2 separate regions of the Homo sapiens genome follow, and region 2 is linked to region 1. Evidence: read pairs that join two places in POLR2A ChIA-PET (ENCODE). Cell type or tissue: PC-3. All regions are shown on one strand. Each heading gives the region's core, and the rest is flanking DNA. Links, peaks and the distances in the headings are about the cores only. Region 1 overlaps SLC4A4 (solute carrier family 4 member 4). Region 2 has its middle 91 kb from the start of GC.

Region 1 (8,000 bases), core at 1-8,000:
TAGAGTGGACTAGATGAATGTGAGTTTATTTGTGCTCATGAAACTTTTGGGAAGCATAAATCTGTAAAAATATTTTATTTTTACCTGCCATTGTAAATATTCTTTATTTCCCAAAATGGAAAAATGTGAAACAGAAATGGCCCACAGACAAATAGTTCTTATTTTTATTTGCTCTTAATTACCTGGTCTAGATCAGAAGTTTAATTCTATGTGTTTTAGGGGCTTTATTGGTTGAAACTCAGTGCATGTTTATTTAATTAAAAAGAAGAAAAAATCAACCACATAATAATGATGGGGAAAAACAACCAGGGTCCAGCTAGTAGATTTCTTAAATTCTGCAATGCTATTGCCCCTAATGGCTTTTCTCTTTCTTTCTTTCTCGATTCTCCCTTGTTTAGACCTTTTTGGTAAGATTTCATTTAGAAAATTTTGTAATTTGTAAAGAAATTTTGTAACCCAAACTTTATAAATGAGAAGGTCCTCACCAGTCAAAAATAGTTCTAGAGGGAAAAAGAAAACCCTTTAAGTAGGAAATCACTAGAGAAGATTGTGATGGTCTAATTTACTTTTGCACTTCTTTCCCTCCAGAAAGAAAATAGAGATATTATTTCAGAGTTCATATTGCATGATTATTCAATTCAATAGCTATTTACTGAGCATCTTTCATTGAAAGATCCTGTGATAGGTTCTTGAATATCTTCCCATTCGTCACTGGCAAGGTCAATTCGGCAGTTATTCTTTGAAGCACAGCACCTGACACACAGATGCTCAGTAGTTATTTCAATAGCTGTTTATACATCACCATACGATAGCATCCCTTAGATTCAGATGTTGACCCTGAAACTCACTGTAGTATTCATATGGCTTTTCTCTGAAAAGAAATGGTGATAGATTGCTGAGTGTATTAGTCAAAGTATGCCACTCAGATAAGTAATATGGAATTTATGAAAACATAATGTATTCCCATTTTTAAGTTGGATACTTCCTTTATATCCTTAAAACATTCTGGAAATGTATTAATATATGATGCATAGTGTCATCTCCTCTTTGTTCAGATAAGACAACTGAGGCAGAGTAAGATACATGAGCTAGACATCTTCCTTCAGCATATTAGTACTAAAATAGGCAAAAGATCCACTTTCCTGAGACTCAGAGAGTAAAAATAGAAATTAGGAGATGAGCTCCTAGAATTTTTTTTCTTTGTGACCTTATTCTTTAGTGGCCACTTTTTCTTATACATCTACATAACATTCCCGCAATATAATAATAAAGATTTGAAGACTTGTGCTTTAGTGTGCTTGACTAAATTTCTGCATTCCTTGACCATTCCTTTGTCCTCTGAAAAGGACACTGCTTGCCTAAATTATAGAATATAAATCAGTAGTGATTAGTTAGGCATAGTGGAAATGTAATGCAGTAATGCAGTTGGACTCCTTTCCTCTTTCCTCCCCAGTTCATGGATCGTCTGAAGCTGCTTCTGATGCCTCTGAAGCATCAGCCTGACTTCATCTACCTGCGTCATGTTCCTCTGCGCAGAGTCCACCTGTTCACTTTCCTGCAGGTGTTGTGTCTGGCCCTGCTTTGGATCCTCAAGTCAACGGTGGCTGCTATCATTTTTCCAGTAATGGTAGGGATTCCTTTAATTGAACGTACCTGTGAGATTATATGAGTATCATGTGGTTATTGTTATATGGAAGACACACATGTCTTTTATGTGTTGTTCCAAATTTTTCCAGCTTTGACCTCATCACTTTGATCAGTTGTAATTTACATTTCCCATGTTTATGGTTGTCTAGGATGGACCTTAGAATCAGGCTCACCTAAGTTCAGATACTGGCCCTCGTTCATGCTCAGCAGTAAACTTCTTTGAACTACTATTACCTCATCAGTAAAATGGGAGTTGCATTGTTGTTTTTCTGAGCATCAAAAATTAATATCAAGCATGTAGCACAATGCCTGACACATAGTAGACACCAGTGCATGTTAATTACTTTTTAAATGTTGTATAATAGAATTAATCTAAGTAAGAGTGTAGGACATTTCAGTTCAAGTAATAAAGAAGTGCTTGGCAACTTGTGAGAACTCATCCAGTACATTAGAGGAAATGGAGTGAGAAGTTCACTTTTTACATTTCTTGTGGTTTGCATAATGGTAAGTTTAAAGATAAGGTGGGACTCTCTATCCTTGTCATAGTATGATGAGAAACAAGGTAAAGCAACTAACGTTTCACTCTGAGTCACAAGTGAAAGAAGAGAAAAAGGAGTTCTGTATTTGGCATCACTACTGAATTTTATACTTTACCATAACTCTTTACTTCTTGCAAGAAAATGCATATATGTACACTTAAAACAAGTCACAAAGGGAGCCTCAAATCTGTTTTATCTCCCCCACAGCTTTGAAAACAGAATTTTCCTACACTTACCACATTTTATTTTTATAAGAATCCTCTTACTCTTAGCCAGTATTATTATTTTATTTTTCATATTTGTTGTTTGAAATTTTTTTCGTCCAAGGATGCAAGAAAAAATGGATATTAAATACTAGTGATATTTGTTAGGTCAGATTTTTTTCTTAATGGTGGCTTATGTCTTTCTTTCCTTTTTTTAAAAAAAAACTATATTAACTTACTGAAAAGCACACTGAGTATGAGAAACACTCAAATATACCTATTAGTGTTATCTGCCTACCTACAAATTTTGCTGAAACCAAGAAAATTGAAGCTAGACCAGGATACATTTGAATTATATCCAATAAATCACTTTTTGCTTGTGCTAAATAATAATTTTAAAATGGTTTACTTTTCCAAAGTGTTTTTGTCTTTTCAGAACTTTTATTTGGTCACAAAATAATTCTGTAATAGAAGTTAGGACAGATGTTATTTATTTCTCTAGGTGATGAGGAAACTGTCATATAGAGAGCACGATGCTGATAAAGACAACTGCTTAATTTGAAGCAAGTCAGGATGCCTATAACTTGCTGCATATTAATTTTAATATAGAATAAAGATATCTTTAATGTACCTTCAGAAGTTATTCTTCAAGAGCAATTCATAGAACCAAAAATACACAGGTCAAGAATATTTGTTTTGGAAGCAGACAACTGGGACCCTTTGTATTATTCAGTTATCTGGGTTCATCTCCCTCACAGACATTAAGGACCTTGGACAACATACTTAATGTCTCTAACCTTCAATTTCCTCAGCTGTATGATAAAAATAATAATACCTATTTTGGGGGTTTGTTCTGAAGAATAAATGAGATAATATTGCCTGAGAGTTTAACATAATGTCTGGGACATGTTAAATATTCAGTTAACGGTGGTGATTGAAGTAGCCCAGTGAATGAAATGGTCTATGCATATTCAAATACTACCTCATTGTGAATACTTTGAAGATGTCTTAGTGTTATATGTGTCGTACAGATTTTCTTGATTGCTAAAAACCTTTATGATGTTTTAATTTTTAATACTTAGAAATCATATGCCAGCTATTTTTTTACTTTAAACTTTTAATTATTTTATTTAAAATCTCACATGGAAGGCAATGGTTTTGAAAAACAATCTTTTCACATTAAAATTCTAATTGAATGTGATCATGCATTTTGGTGAACAAAACAAAGTGAGTTTCAACTAAGACTTTTATAAAACAACTTTCCCCATGTAGAAAATTATGAGAGTTCACTCGGTATAAGTCCATACCGTCAAGATCAGGTCTGTCATACTCTATCTAGCCTTACACAAAGTAGGTTTCTGTGGTCTTTGATAGGAGAGTATCTATGCTTGCTGTGACTTCATCTGACATGGTTTCTTTCATACTTTTAATATTTGCTCTTTCAGATCTTGGCACTTGTAGCTGTCAGAAAAGGCATGGACTACCTCTTCTCCCAGCACGACCTCAGCTTCCTGGATGATGTCATTCCAGAAAAGGACAAGAAAAAGAAGGAGGATGAGAAGAAAAAGAAAAAGAAGAAGGGAAGTCTGGACAGTGACAATGATGATGTAAGGAACTTTCCAAATTCCAAAGGAAAGCTAGTTAAAGAAACAAATGTGAAAATTGTCCCTTTTTATACCTGATGTGAAATGGAGGGCTGAGTTCTAAGAATGTTTATCTGGACATGTGGTGTATTACTCATTTCACCTCCCTTTGCCCTTTATATTCTCTGGTTTTTTATGTTTTCTGAATTCTTTCTGTAACCATTAATACACTAATAATGACATAATGACTAATAATGACTTCTAAAAAATTTAAAAACCCACCACATTAAAAAAATTCTGATCTCATAGATATAAAGGAAGTTTGCTTAGTAATGCTATAAAATGTATTTGGTTTCTATTAATAACCCAGGGCTTATATTTGAGATAATAACTCAATTTTATGTAATTTTAAGCCTAATGTGGATAGATGTCAATGATCTCACTTCACGTGATCTGTGAATCTATTTGAGTAGGCTCTCCACCAAAGTTCTATGCTGTTATATTAATATTAGCATTATATTTATACTGATATGATTCAGCATTATTTTTCTGTAGTTCTTCAATAAAAAGAAAAGGGAATGGGAGTTTGGGGTCTTTTTACATAATTATAGTGGTTAGTGTCATAGTCCAGAGGGTCCTCCTCCAATTAGGTGATTAAGTTGAGAAGTAAAATTGTTGCCCAGTTTTTTCTTTAGGAGACCAGCTCACAGAAATACAGATTCTCCAGCAGGGATCTGTAATCAGTACTAGGAGGAAAACTGGGATTTGTTTACTTTAACACATGCGGACACCTTATTCCAGTAGCCTTTTGAAAAGATTGCCAAAATAATGTTTTCCATTTGAAAATTTGCTCTGGATTTTACACAGTGCAGTATCACAAATGATTTTTTGTGCCTCATTACCCATTCTAAAGTAGGAATATTGTTAATTGTTAGTTTCTACTTAGTACTTGATAACTTTGATTGATCATTGCATACTTTATCCTTAATTGTCTCAATAGCTTGTTATCACATTATTTATTTTTGTTCCCATTTTACAGATGAGGAGATTTAGACTGAGAAATGTTAAATATGTTTTAGAAATTTTAAAGCTTTATTGAGGTACGATTGACAAATAAAATTGTATATATGTAAGGTGATGCTTTGACATATATAAGTCATTTTTCTAATTGTACACAGCCATAGTGGCAAGGCCAAAACTCAAATCCAGGCCTCTCTGGTTATTTCTAACTGGTCAGGCTATCTGATTGTATTCTTTTTGTAGAACTTGGAAATAGTACAGTGAAAGAAGGCAAGAGACAGAATTGGATTTCACATAAATTGATTCAATAAGAAAAAGGCTTAATGCATGAGGCACATTTAGCTAAAGAGAAAAAGAGGTGAAAAGAGCTTTATGTCTGTCATCATCCATCTGCAATGAGAACAGGTATATAGATTTTGTTTCCAATGATGACAGAAAAAGAATGTGTTTAAACTACAGAAGAGACTAAGACGTAATAGTCCGAAGAACGATGTGTTTACACATTTAATAGAAATTAAAATTTGAAATGAATTTCTGGACCACTCAAGACCAAAAAAATAAAAGGCTGCCTGAAATATTAAAATAATTAAAGCAGTATTTTGTCCAAAATAAATATGTCAACTTATGTACCTGGACATCAAATTTAAAGTTCATTACACATTATGAGTGTGTGAAGTCGGGGATTATGGAATCCCCCTCTGTAATGATTTTTGAGAAAAAATAGTAAAATATCAGCTTTGGAGAATGTTTTAAATGTACTGCTCTCTAGTGACAAAAGTTGGATCAAAAGAACTCCTTAGAAGTTCTTCCAATTCTTAGATATGATTTCCAACAAATCCTATTTCATTTAAAGTGTTTTTTTGTATTAATATTTACCATGTTCAACTCTGTGTTTCCAACAGATTTCTTGAAGCCAAAGTGTCGTACTTGTTTTTTACCTCTTCCTCTTCATCCTACCCTTTCCAAAACAAACAAACAAATAAACATATACATTGGTTCCTAGGCAGTGAATCCAGCTAGGCAATTTAGAGTACGTCTGTGCAGTATGTTCTGTGTGTTGAACTCATTATTTAGGGGCTCCACATTACAAATGTGGTTCTCCTAAGTTTACTTTTTAGTCATAGGGTTTGGGGCCCATGGATATAGGGAGTCATGCGGGGACATGAGGGTTACAGCTATAATATAATATTTATGAGCACAATTAGTGAAAATTATAGCTCTTCTTGTTACATTGATCCCTTTACCATTATGTAATGCCCTTCTTTGTCTTTTTTGATCTTTGTTGGTTTAAAATTTGTTTTATCAGAGAGTAGGATTGCAACCACTGCTTTTTTTTTTCTTTCCATTTGCTTGGTAAATATTTCTCCATCCCTTTATTTTGAGCCTATGTGTGTCTTTGCATGTGAGATGGGTCTCCTGAATACAGCACACCGATGGGTCTTGATTCTATCCAATTTGCCAGTCTGTGTCTTTTAATTGGGGCATTTAGCCCCTTTACATTTAAGATTAATATTGTTTATGTGTGGCATCTTTATTTTTTTTTCTTTTTTGCTCGTTGAATGCATTATCTTAGTTCTCTAAAAGGATACTGTTGTTCATTAACCTCTTTAGAGTCATAAATAAAGGAATTTTCCATGTAGGTAATAGGCTTTATGTTAAGATTTTATTAACATTAATTCTCATTTTATTTTCAACTAAAAACCATCTTTTTGGTACTTTTAATTAAGAGATATATTGGGTCTTTCAGCCCAAACATAGACTTGGAATCAATATAATGCATTTAAAAAAAACAAAGTGGTAATCTTTGGGAAATCTATTATAATTTGGGCTAGGTGGCTTGTTCTTTAAGCAGTCCCATGATTAGCTGCCTGGTTTTGTCATTTCCATTATGATTCTCTGCTTATCTGACCATCATAGACACCTTTTTAAACATTTTATTTTCTTATGTTTTGCTTACATTTTCAGATATCTTTGGCACAAGCTAATTGAAATGAACCTTTATCCATAAAATAGTACTTAAAGTAAGAGAGGAAAGTTTATTTTCTAGTGTACATAGAAGGCTTCTTGATAGTGGATATATAAAAAGTCTGTCACTTGTTCTAGAAGGAAAGATCGGTCATGATTTTATCTAGAGACGGAATCAGCATAAACAAAACAAGAATTTCAAGACCGTATTATAACCTGGGAAGTTTCCTATGTTTAATCTGTTTTTGCATTGAGATCATTTGCTTCACACATACAACTCATAAACATTGCTGATTGGGAGTCTGATAGAAAGCTTTACAATTCAGTTGTAGATCGATCTCTATTTTGTGCAGTTATAGTTTTAATTGACTCAATACCATTAACTTAGAAGAGTGGAAAACAAATGTGAGGGGGAAAGAAGGAATGCAGTTAAAAGATGGCAAACTGGAAGTAATTATAAGGCTTTTCTCCTTAGTAGTATGTAAATGATTATAGAAAACGGTTTGATCGATGCTAGGAGATAGGAAGGGCTGTATAATAAAAACATTCTAAAACCTCTTGTACATTTTTTTCACAGTCTGACTGCCCATACTCAGAAAAAGTTCCAAGTATTAAAATTCCAATGGACATCATGGAACAGCAACCTTTCCTAAGCGATAGCAAACCTTCTGACAGTGAGTAGAACTAACCTCTTGCATGCTTGCTTGAATATGATTTGCACTTACAGAGAAAACACTTTAGAATGGCCATCTGCATTAACTTTCCCTCAATTTTGTTTTTCCTTTTTCTATGAGAAGATTTACACTTAATTATAATAAAACTTTGTTTTTACATACCCTAAGCTTCATTCTTCCTTTTATCCATAAACTTTTAAATTTTTATTTGGTAGTCTTTTCTCTTACCCAAATCATCCCCAGTTTTTCCAATGGCTAAATTAATAACCATGTTTTTAATTGATTTTTCTTTTTTTTTCTGTTGGTATTGAGAATTGCAGCTTATAATACTACATCACTGTCACTGTTTGTCTTCCTTAGGTTTTAACT
Region 2 (12,367 bases), core at 2,299-10,298, 130 kb after region 1:
GATAATAAAAAGAAAACAAAGAACAGGCAAGCAAATCTTTCTACTTCTAAGATGGGCTCCTTCATTAACAAGATTCCTAATCATCGTTGTGCTAAAGGATTCCCTGTCCCCTTTTTCAGCCTTACCTAACATTGCTAAGATTGTTCCAATCACACAGTCTGATTATTACAATGCTAAAGGAATTTCTAACTTTTCTTCTGTTTTAATAAAATCTTCCTGTTATATTGTTAGTTTTCCATGGTTCACTGTCCCAGAAGGTAAAGAATGGAGAAAAGATGAAGATGTTATAAAAGTGGAAGAAAAACTGGGTTTCAGGCACTATGGTTATGAGAACATTCTTCTTGAAGTTAATGTTTGCTTCTCATGGAAACATAGTTTAAATGTTTGCCCACAATCATTTATCATTCATATTTCTACCTGGGAGAGTATTTATTTAAGAGCTAGGGAGGCCAGCACAAATACTGTGGGGGAACAAACTCAGAAGATAAAGTAGGTTTTTGCCATATGACCTGCTTTTTGTTTTTTTTAATTTTATGATTTTTACATAACTGGTTCTTCCTTTATTCATCTCAAAAGATACTGAGGTTATTTTTCATAAGCACTATCTTCTTTAAGTGGAATGAGGTCACCTTAATACAGTAGGTAAACACAATATTTATAAACTTCTCTTCACCTCTGAATTTTAAGAAAATGATGGTTAATGTTGGAAAATCTTTTTTTTTTTTTTGGGATGGAGTCTCGCTCTGTCACCAGGCTGGGGTGCAGTGGTGCAATCTTGGCTCACTGCAGCCTCTGCCTCCTGGGTTCAAGTGGTTCCCCTGCTTCAGCCTCCCGAGTAGCTGGGACTACAGGCGCATGCCACCACACCCAGCTATTTTTTTTTTTTTTTGTATTTTAGTAGAGATGGAGTTTCACCATGTTGGCCTGGATGGTCTCTATCTCCTGACCTTGTGCTCCACCTGCCTTGGCCTCCCAAAGTGTGGGATTATAGGCATGAGCCACCGAGCCCAGCCTGGAAAATCTTTTTTATATTACACTGTAAGTTTATTTTCCACAGCACTTATTATCATGCTATGTTCTCAATTGTTTCTCACAGATTTACTCTTGCTCCTCTAAATCTCACAGATTTCCTCTGTTCTGTTTTAATCTGATTTAATCTGTTCTCTTTGCTTCCTTCTTCACCCTCCATATTCATTCCCTATCTTTTTTTGCCCTGTTGTGACCATTTGGTAGCTGACCATTATGAAAGGAGTTATCTGGGTCCACTTGCCTGACTCTCTTGCCTTGATGGTTGAGAGTCCCAGTAGAAGGTTGAAGGTCCAGAAAGTTGAGTCCCAGTAGAAGGTTGGAGGGAGAAAGAAGGGAAAGGGATACATATATATATATATTTTTCGAGATGGAGCCTTGCTCTGTCGCCCAGGCTGGAGTACAGTGGCACAGTCTTGGCTCACTGCAAGCTCCGTCTCCCGGCTTCACGCCATTCTCCTGCCTCAGCCTCCCGAGTAGCTGGGACTGACTACAGGCGCCCGCCACCTCGCCCGGCTAATTTTTTTTTGTATTTTTAGTAGAGACGGGGTTTCACTGTATTAGCCAGGATGGTCTCGATCTCCTGACCTCGTGATCCGCCCGCCTCGGCCTCCCTAAGAGCTGGAATTACAGGCGTGAGCCACCGCGCCCAGCCGGAAAGGGGTATTTCTTTTGCCCCATCTTCCCTTCCACAGTCTGGCAGTGGTTGTGTATCTCCATAGATAACAGCTCTTGTCGGGTAGTCTTCTCTTGCTTCAGCTCTCCCAAGGCTTATATACTCCTTTTTCTTCCATTTGTCCCTTCAGGCTTTGAGGTAACAGCTCTTCTCTGTTGCTCTGGGTACTTCACTAACCCTTGTTGGGTTCCTTAATCCTACCCATGCCTCCACATGTAGTCCCTTCATTGATCTCTCTTTAGTTAAGCCCTTTTTGAGTGTGCCTCTTCTTCTTGCTGGGACCATGACTGATGTAAATTCTATATATTGCCTAGAGAACTCTTTATAACACTGAAGTTAAATAACATTACCACCCTATTCCAAACCCTTCAGTGATCTTCCAATTAGAATCAAATTCAAACTGTTTGATAGAACCTCATAATGTTAACTCTCCACTTTTTTTTTTCTCCTTTCAGTCTCTCCTCATTCTGTTCCAGCCACACTTATCCTTTTCCCTTGAACATGGTAAGCTCACTCACACCTTTGGGCCTGTATACTTGCTGTTCTCTCAGCCTGGGCAGGTCTTCTCCTGGACCTTTACGTGATGGACTTTTTTTCAACATTCATGTTCCTGCTCAATTTTTCACCTACTCTAAGAGAACATAATTGATCAATGTGTTTAAATTGATCACTTCCCCCAGTATTATGTATCTCATTACTCCACCTTATTTTCAAATAACAATTGCTACTATTGGAAATAATTCAATTTACTTTTCCCTTTGTGTATGATCTGTCTTTCCCCACTACAACGTAAACAGCTATATTCAGGACATTTCTCTGTCTTGTTCACCACTGTATCTCCAGTGCTAAACCAGTGTCTGGGTGCATCATGTACCCTCAATAAATGTTTACTGAATGATTGAATGAATAAATGCCTGGTTAATTTAATGAAAGATTGAAATAACAAATGAAGCTGAGAAAGCCAAAGAATTCTTAATCAGTCCTCTGGAAGGTAAACTGTATATATTGATCTATTCTTAGAAAATGTATCCTGTCCCATCCATAAATCTGGATTGAGAGGCAGAACTTATTGGTACCAGCGTGAGCAAGTCTGACTTGGTAGAAAAAAGGGAGTAGATCAGCCTGGAGCTGAGAATATGGAGAAGAGTGTGAGTAGGAGAATGACAATCACAGGCCAAGGCGTTAGTGGGCAGAGATGCCCCTTTTAAAGGGAAAAAATGTAGCAGGAAATAAACCTAAGCCAAATCAGGAATGAACTGTCTTAGTAAAGGCCAAGAAATGCATAAGGAACCATGGAATCAAACTGATCTGAAGTCCACGGAATCATCGAAGTCATGGGAGTATGAAGAATGTACCAATATAAGACCTATGGAAACACGATCTTAGATATTCTAAGTGCAGCTCTGTGGCTCTCTGTTCTCCCATCCAGCATCTCTTCCTATGTGGTGTGCTCTCTCAGTCATCTGGCCACCCACAGCTCTCCCTGATCACCTAGATATCAGCAGGAAATGCTTGGAGTTTCTTAGTTGGGTTTGTCAGTGACTGCATTTTTTTCCCCAGCAGAATCAACAATTCTGGCAGAAATATTCCCTGTTCTTGAGATGCTAATTTTCTGTTGTAAGCTCAACAGCATCTGCACACCTAAACGCTTTCAGACCAGGGTGTCTCTAAAGAGTAGGCTAGGCCTCCTTTCCACTCCTCACTTGAAGCTCAGTTTCTTCCTCTAGCTACAGGAGTCTTCCAAGCCGTGGTTCTTCTAAGACAGACTAAACATTATGCTGATTCCCATGTCCATGTGGTTTTCCAAATAGGGTTGGTTCATCCCTTTGCCAGCCCATTGCTTACTTACCTGGAGTTTCCGTTGTCCTAAAACTTTATCTCATTAACCAATGCATGGGGGAAAAAATCAAATAAACTAAAGATTTCAGTGAAATTTATTGGTTACTAATCATTATCCCAGAAGAAACTGAGCCTTCCTCAGTGGCTCCTAAAAACAATGGCAGACTCTTTATGCCTCTTTAGTAGATGTGAGAAGGAACTGTGCTGGTACAGTGACCTTACACTCTCTCCCCACACCAGAGGTGACAGAATCACTTTAAGAAGTCAGATTACTATTCTGTCCCAAGAGAATTCCTCCAGAACAGGACTGTTTAAATTTTTTTTTTGTTTGAGCCAGGCGCAGTGGCTCACACCTGTAATCCCAACACTTTGGGAGGCCAAGGAGGGGGGATCACAAAGTCAGGAGTTCGAGACCAGCCTGACCAACATGGTGAAACTTCGTCTGTACTAAAAATACAAAAATTAGCCTGGTGTGGTTGCACGTGCCTGTAATCCCAGCTACTCAGGAGGCTGAGGCTGGAGAATCACTTGAACGCGGGAGGCAGAAGTTGCAGTTGCAGTGAGCTGAGATTGCGTCACTGCACTCCAGCCTGGGTGACAGAATGAGACTCTGTCTCCAAAAAAAAAATCTTTTTTGATGATGAAAATATTCTATATTTGTGCTGTCTTATGCAGAAACCACTAGTCATATATAGCTGCTTAGCATTTGAAATGTGGACAGTGCAGTGAGGAACTGAATTTTAAATTTTGCTCAAATTTAAATAATTTAAATTTCTTTTCTTTTTTTTTTTATTATTTGTTTATTGATTTATTTTTTTTGAGACAAAGTCTCACTCTGTTACCCAGGCTGTAGTGCAGTGGTGTAATCTCAGTTCACTGCAACCTCTGCCTCCTGGGTTCAAGCGATTCTCCTGCCTCAGCCTCCCGAGTAGGTGGGATTACAGCCATCCACCACCAAACCTGGCTAATTTTTGTACTTTTAGTAGAGACAGGGTTTCACCATGTTGGCCAGGCTGGTCTTGAACTCCTGGCCCCAAGTGATCTGCCCACATCAGCCTCCTGAAGTGCTGGGATTACAGACCTAAGCCCCTGCACCCGGCCTATAATTAAAATTTAAATAGCTACATGTAGCTAGTGGCTACGGCATTGGACATCACAGCTCTAGAGTCTGCTTACCAATGCACCACAAAGCAGGTGCAAAATTCTGTACTTCCACTTGTCTCTTAGGTATGATGTAATGGAGGGAATTGGCAAGGCTCAGATTTATTTTGGAAGAGTACCACGTAAACAAGATATATCTTGTTGAGGCACCAATCTGTAAGGGGTGCTATTTCTTGTTCTACTACACTCTACTCTACACTCTGGAAACCCACTGAATAAAGCCAAATAATGCATTTCTAGTGCTAATCACCAATCACTTCTTTAAGTGGTGCTGATAAAACTCATGGTCAGTGCGAATAGGAAAGTCGCTGTGTTCTTTCTTTGTTTTGGGTCTATGCCTACGTTTCATTCTCAGCTAAACCCCATGCCAATCCTTCTCCCATACTCATGCTTACTAGACAGAGTCAGTAACAGTTCTGACAAATCCAAGTGCTATTATTTCTTTCTGACATTACACAACATCTTTCCTTTAAAGTACAGGACCACCTTGCATTGGCTATTGAGCTGTATTAACTATCTTCTAAACCTTTAGCTAACTGTTCTTTTATTATTTTATAAAGTTGTATAAATGCTGGTCACTCTGGCTCTTTTCCAGTATAAATGAATTCTATTTGTGCTATCTGTAAAACTTTCCCTCAGGGTCCTCCAAGAAGCAGATACCAGGATGAGATTAAACATATAAACTCTATTAGGGGAACATGCCTGTGTGAAGGAAATAGGAGAACCACCTGACCACTATGCACGTCTAACCCAGAATGAAAGAGAGAGAGACAGAGAGAGAGAGAGAGACAGACAGACAGAGAGAGTGTGAGTGAATGTTGGGTGGAGTGCCACACAGTTTTGGCAAAGCCACCAGGAAATCCTCAATACAAAGTTGGTCAAAAAAAAGTCCAGTGTTTCTCTGGAATGGGATCTGCCTTAGTATCAGTGCTACAGTCAGTCACTGGCTGGAGCAGCCTGTGAGAGGAGTAGCCTTGAAGCAAACCCTGGTACAGATTTCCAAGCTGGAGCCCTTGGTCCATTATGCTCTCTGGAATAAGACGTGAGCAAAACACATGCCTTGTACAATTCCTGCTTAAGTTATCATGGTTAGAAAAGAAAATGAAAGATAAAAGATGGGATGGCTAGAAAATAAAATATCTGAACAATACCTGGAAGACTTTCTTCTATTAGTCAGAATTGTCCCCACTTACTGCCTCAATGCTAATTCGAATTCTCTTCTATCAAATGTTTCCATGGCTGCAGATTTAGGGCTAGAAACTTTCTTCTTGTCACCTCTCTGGGCTTTTGTAAGTCCCCTCTATCTGCTTCTAGTTGTTTACTTCCAGAATATGCCAAGGAGAAACATTTTCTTTTGCATTCCATTTGCCAGCTTGTTATGTATTTATGTATAGTTTTGGATTCTTTGAAAAGGTCTGATAAATAATACACTGCATCCACATTCAGTTTCAGAATAAGTGAAGAACAGAAAGAAAAGGGTCAGTATATACAGGCCTCAAAAATGACCTTAATTACTAATAAAACTAGATAATTTGACTTTGTCTCTGTATAAGTTGGCCCCTGACGCTGTATCTAGAATTTGAAGGGCATCTATTCAGCTTCATTTGCACTAGAATAGGGCAGGAGTTTCCTGCTCCAAGTGTAGATTCTTCCCAAGCTGCAGAGGGTAGCATGTTTCCTGGAAGCTTCCATTCACAGTTACTCTCCCAAATTCACTGATCAGATTAAGTCTTTCTATGTATCTGGAACTAAATGAGAGGGGGAGGCAGAGAGAGGCCAGGAGTATTAAATTCACAGAAGGAAAGATCAATGGTGGGGAAGAGGCCTGACAGATAAAATACCAAAATGACACGTGTCAGGGATACACAGGCTTGGAAGCCAATTATTCTGTACTTTACAGTTGTTCTCCGATGATTTCCAGAATTCTGAGTTCAACTAATAGTTACATTTGTACACTACCTTCTCTTTGGATTCTTGAAAAATGTTTTTTCCCCACTTTTAGCTGAGAATTTTGGGTGAAAATCTTTTTGGAGAACTCAGGAAAGCTTTGGATTCTCCCTTACCAAAAAATGTATGCAGACTCAATTTTTTTTTTTTTTTTTTTTGCTTTAGTGACTAAAAACCAGAATGGATTTATTTATTGATTCAAAACTCCAGCTCTCTTTTCTATACTATTTTCATTTTGCATGCACACACACACTCACACACACACACTGGACTTGAGCTTCTGAAAGCCCTTTCTTTCAATTCTGTTTTTCTTTAGTCACTTGAGTCAAGCCAAAATTACTATAATCCTGACTTTTGAACTTGGAGAGCTTATGTGAAATGGTCCATAAACTCATTCTAAGAAAAGATTACTTAATGCCATTTCTGTATTACCGTGGAATTAAATCCCCTTTCTCAAACCCACTTCTACATTATCTTTCTTAGGTCAAAATCTCAAATTGAATTTTATGGATTTGGGGAAAGAATTTTAGTGATTGAGCCATGCTATACTGTGAAGTAGTACAATTAAAGTAGTATTGGGTGAGAACTTTGGCAATGGAGTAAAACAGAGCTGTACTTAAATCCTAGCTCTATGACCTTATAAAAATTACAAGGTCAATTTTACAAAAAACCTCAGATCTGTCTGAGATTTACATTCCCCATAAAATAAGGACAATAATAGTACTTTCGTCACAGGGCTATGGTGAGGATGAAAGGAGATGATGTATTTAAAGCATTTAGTATAGTGCCTGGCACATAATGAACTGGTGATAAAAATCAGTGATTCTTGCTGTTACTATTATTTTTACTCAACTTGCATTAACAGCATTTACTGCAATAGCTGACATGGAATTAATGCCTAAGAAATATTTACTAAATGAAGACTAGGGCAAATTTAGTCACCTTGGTCTTCTCATACCCAAGAGTAGTAGACCTTATCATATTGTATGCCACTGTATGATGGAAATCAAAATGGACTTAGCACCCTTTAGTTCTTCTGTGACCAGCAGAACCTGTCTGAAAACATAATAAGTAATGTAGTATCTCCAGCTATTATCCTCTTAGGAAAATATTTGTCAAATTTATATTTATTCAGAATTTTTTCTCTAGGATAATCAAAATGTTTCTACTTAGCGAACATACTCACCAAGAGCTCCATGACAGAGATGTTTCTCAGTCTGTCTATTTAAACAGACTCTTTTCAAAAATTGGTGCAATTCTTTAGAATAAAAAATCAGACTAAGTTAAAATTATAGACAGGTACAAATAACCTATCCCAAACCATTTGTTCTTTTTGTCTTTTTACAAATATACATAGATAGGCAGGCATATGGATAGATACAGATATTGATGTTTTGAGATTAACTTTTGCTATTCCATAGATTCTAGATAGTTTTCACCAAACCCCTCACTTCAGTGCCTCACCAGAAGTTTTCATATCAGGAAATACGGGTTATACAAGTGATTGTTTTATAAAAAGAGCTTCATTGCTTTAGTGTCCTCTCTCACACGATTTCTCTCATCTGTCTTGCTGGGCAGATAGAATCTTACGAGGATGTCAGCTTGCCAAATAATTAAGATTCTTTTCAGTAATATAGGACTCAAATCAAAAACATTCCTGGAGACCAGTACATTTACAAATATTATTGCTTATACAGATGTGTGGTGGAATGGAATAAAATGTTAGGTATGACAACAACGAATTATAGAAATATGAGGCTGCCTTCAGGCACATGAATATATACATGAGGGCAGAAATATTTTGGTGGGAATTATTACTAAGGATGTGAGATCTTTGAAACAATATTTGGAATCAGAGGCGTCCAAGTTAAAATGAAGGAAGCTAGTCAATGAATGTTTCTTGAGCACAAATTATGTACCAGCTGCTGGTCTAGGCACAGAGAACATAGACATGAATGATCCAGACACAGTCCCAGCCTAGGTTTACAGTCAAATGCAGAAGATAGACATTAAGCCAATAATGAAAGAGTTCAGAAGAAACTAGGGCTTTGAAGAAGTGCGAGGTCCTGTAAAATCTGGGGTAAATGTAGTGTGGAGGAGAAGATAGATCTTACCTAGCATGGGAGGTTAAAGAAGGTCTCACTCTAGAGAAAATGTTGTTTAAAGCAACACTTAAGGCTGTCTTAACTAGGAGAAGAGGAGGGAAGTTGCTCTGTTAGAAAAAGGGAACATCATGGACAAAGGTCCATACAAAGAGTTGAGAGAATCCCATTGCATTATTTTCCTGTGGCTGCTGTAACAAACTACAGCAAACTGGGTGGTTTAAAACAACAGAAATTTATTGCCTCACAGTTTTGAAGGCTAGAGGTCCGAGATCAAGGTGTCAGCTGGGTTTGCTCCTCCTGAGGGCTATGAGGAAGAATGTTTCATGCCTCTCCCCTAGCTTCTGGTGATTTGCTGGCAATCCTTGGTCCCTTTGGCTTGTAGAAACATCATCCCCATCTCTGCCTGCATCCTCACATGGCATCCTCCTTGTATGAGCCTAGGTCTAAGTTCCCCTTTTCATAAGGACACTAGTGAATTAAGGGCTCACTCTACTCTAGAAGGACCTCATCTTAGCAAATGACATCTGACATAGCTCTATTTCCAAATAAGGTCACATTCTGAGGAGTCAGAACTTCAACATGTGACATTTTGGGCAGACATGCCTAGCCTGGAGAGAGGAGTGGGGATAATGGTTTGACGTGATCTCAGAAAGGCAATTAGGGTTCAAGCACATAATACACTTTAGGTGAACTTAGCATTTTGTACATTTTTTCTAAGGGCCATGGCAAACCATTTATGAATTTTAAGCAGGGGAGTGGAAATGATCATATTTGTGATTTTAAATGATTGCCCTGGCTTCAATGTGGGAGATGGATTAGTAGGTGGTACAACATATTGGATCTCTCCACTTTCATTTTTGGCATCTCTTTAGTTCTTCCTGTAGATATCAGCTCTCCCTACCCCATGTTCATAGAGGCCATTTAGCTGGCCTTTGAGAGCTCCAGATCTCTTTCTTGTACAAAATTCTGTCTTGGGAAATTTTCTATGCTTCTGAATCCATTTGTCATCCATAATGTATTTTTCTCCTTTAGACATCGAAGTTTAAATTTGCACAAAGAATTCATTTTAGTCAAATAACTCTTGATGTTTTCAGATTACTGAGACTTTACATTAGGCTTCAACTGAAAAAATTGCTAATAAAATGTTGAATAATTAGTAACGAGACAACTTGTGCATGACTGTAAAATTTCTGTAAACTCAAGTATTTAAGTTTGGGCTTTTACAAAATGATGAGAACGACTTTTGTTATTGTTGTTAGGTTTTTTTGTTGGTTTGTTTGTTTGTTTTTTGAGACAGGGTCTCACTCTGTCACCCAGGCTGGAGTGCAGAGGTGTGATCTTGGCTTACTGCAGCCTGGACCTCCCTGGCTCATACAATCCTCCAGCTTCAGCCTCTCGAGAGACTGGGACTACAGGTGCACACCACCACACTTGGCCAATTTTTTTTTTGTAGAGATGGGATTTCACCATGTTGCCCAGGCTGGCCTCTTAGGCTCAAGCAATCTGCCCAACTCAGCTTCCCAAAGTGCTGGGATTGCAGGCGTGAGCCACTGTGCTTGGCCGATGACAGCATTTTTTACGTTCATGTTGAGAAATGACTTACATAAGCAAGAGCAATGTTGAGTCAACTTAAGTTGATTCTCCCAGAGCTCCTTCTGGCTGTCCCATGTGAGCTGCAGGATTTCAGGTTTCAAACCTCACTCAACTGCAAGCCCTCCCTGGCTGCTTTATGCTGATCGGCAGAAAACTACTTTAAGTGATCTAATCTTCTCATAGGATTATGTCTGAGGATAATGAAACTTTACTAAATGCCTGTGGGAATTTGAAGATAGCCTTTATAATGAAGGTAATCTATTGTCATACTGCATGATAGTGAAGTAGAGGTATATTGAAAGTGATTAACAGAACAATTAAAAGATATAATGATGGGGCCTGTAAGTCTGAGATGCTGAGAAAAAGAAGAAAAGGTTATCATTTAAAAATTGATCTTAAGCCTTAACATGGGCTTCTGTGATCATCACTGGCAGAATAGCAAGGTTTAATCTCTTTGTTTCAGTCGTAAGGCAAAACTTCTGTTTCTTCCATTTATGAACAGTCAGAACTGGCACATACTTCAGAGGTAGTTTGTGTAGGACCTTCTGTATAGGGTTCATGCTGAGCTAATGTAACTAAAGCCGTTTGAATAAGAAAGAAGTATTTTTTCTTCTCTTCATGTAAAAGTCCAGAATTAAGTAGTGGAGGGCTGATGGGCATCTCTGTTCAGCGATGTCTGTCAGGATCCTGTGCTCGTGGGGGGCTCTGATATCCTCAACACCAGGCTCTCATTCCTGGGTATAGGTGGTGGCTCCAGTTATGGCCATTTCCCAGCCAGTGGGACAGGGGAGAGTCCAAGTCAAGTGGCTTTGTCTTTAAGGAAATGAAATAAAAATTACAATATCATTCTTGCTAGCCCATGGCCACTCTTAGCTATGAGGAAGGCTGGAAAGATAGTCTCTAGCTGGGCATTCTTATGCCTAAGTAACATTTGAAGGTTTTGTTACTAAAAGAAATACTGGGGCAATTAACTGTTTGTATCACACTCTTATTCTCTGAGGAAGAAATTCAGACCCAGAGAGGGTAAATGAGTAGTCAAAAGTCCCACCGCTGTAGAAACTCTGATCTCCAGACTCCCAGAAGGAGACAAACTTTTCTAAGTAGCTGTGGGAACTACCCCTTGTCCTGTTACTTCCACACCACTGGTATTAAGAAGAACTGTGCCAAAGGTCAAGAGTTTGTCTTTGAAATGGCAAGTTTGTCAGTTGGTTTCCAGGGATTTTCAGGAGTTAATTAATTGTAAGCATTTGTCCAATACCGCCCCAAAATCTAAGTTGCTTGTCAGATTAGCAGGCCATTGGTAGGCTTCCCATTACTTGTTCTAGAATAGTTTTCTCCATTTTAATATGTTGCTTTCAACTCCAAATTCATATCAACCCATGTTTGCTTCTTTTATTTTTTTATTTTTATTTTTTTTTGAGACAGAGTCTCACTCTGTCGCCCAGGCTGGAGTGCAGTGGCGCCATCTCTGCTCACTGCAAGCTCCGCCTCCCGGGTTCACACCGTTCTCCTGCCTCAGCCTCCCGAGTAGCTGGGACTACAGGCGCCCGCCACTATGCCCGGCTAATTTTTTGTATTTTTAGTAGAGACGGGGTTTCACTGTGTTAGCCAGGATGGTCTTGACTTCCTGACCTCGTGATCCACCCGCCTCAGCCTCCCAAAGTGCTGGGATTACAGGCGTGAGCCACGCACCCGGCCATGTTTGCTTCTTTTACAAATTTTCAAATTGAAAATCCAGCTTCCTGAGTAAACCTGTCACTGTTTCCCCTTGTTAGCATTTTCACATGTTGTCTTCCATTCTGAGATTATCATAGTTTGCTGAGATACACAAAGTAGCACATAAGATGACATAGAATGTAACCATTCTATTTCTATTTTTAAAAAAGCCTTAATTTCTACTTGTATAAGTACCTTCCTCACCATTTTATTGAGAGAAAAATGGATCAAACAAGCTGAAAAGGCAAGTATATTTTGTTTCAGTGTGGAAACAAAGAATTAGATTTCATTCTTTTTTTTTTAC

Evidence for each region. Peaks named below come from ENCODE experiments on the same cell type or tissue, not always from the same donor. Only the 100,000 strongest peaks of a DNase experiment are listed, where the experiment ranks them.
Region 2: POLR2A ChIA-PET joins it to region 1 with 14 read pairs; 2 of 35 experiments call an interaction of 5 or more read pairs at or near these places.

Annotation. Positions count from the first base shown.
Region 1 is chr4:71,556,259-71,564,258 of GRCh38, forward strand. It overlaps SLC4A4 (solute carrier family 4 member 4), which reads left to right. Exons shown (of 26, transcript NM_001098484.3): 22 at 1,454-1,627; 23 at 3,835-3,996; 24 at 7,535-7,631. Among named protein-coding and RNA genes, the nearest start is that of GC, 220 kb to the right of the region's middle. In PC-3, for the core only: no CTCF peak of the experiment used is centred there; DNase peaks (open chromatin) are centred at 2,183, 3,873 and 4,213; H3K27ac peaks cover 3,113 bases.
Region 2 is chr4:71,686,834-71,699,200 of GRCh38, forward strand. No RefSeq gene overlaps it. Among named protein-coding and RNA genes, the nearest start is that of GC, 91 kb to the right of the region's middle. In PC-3, for the core only: no CTCF peak of the experiment used is centred there; no DNase peak of the experiment used is centred there.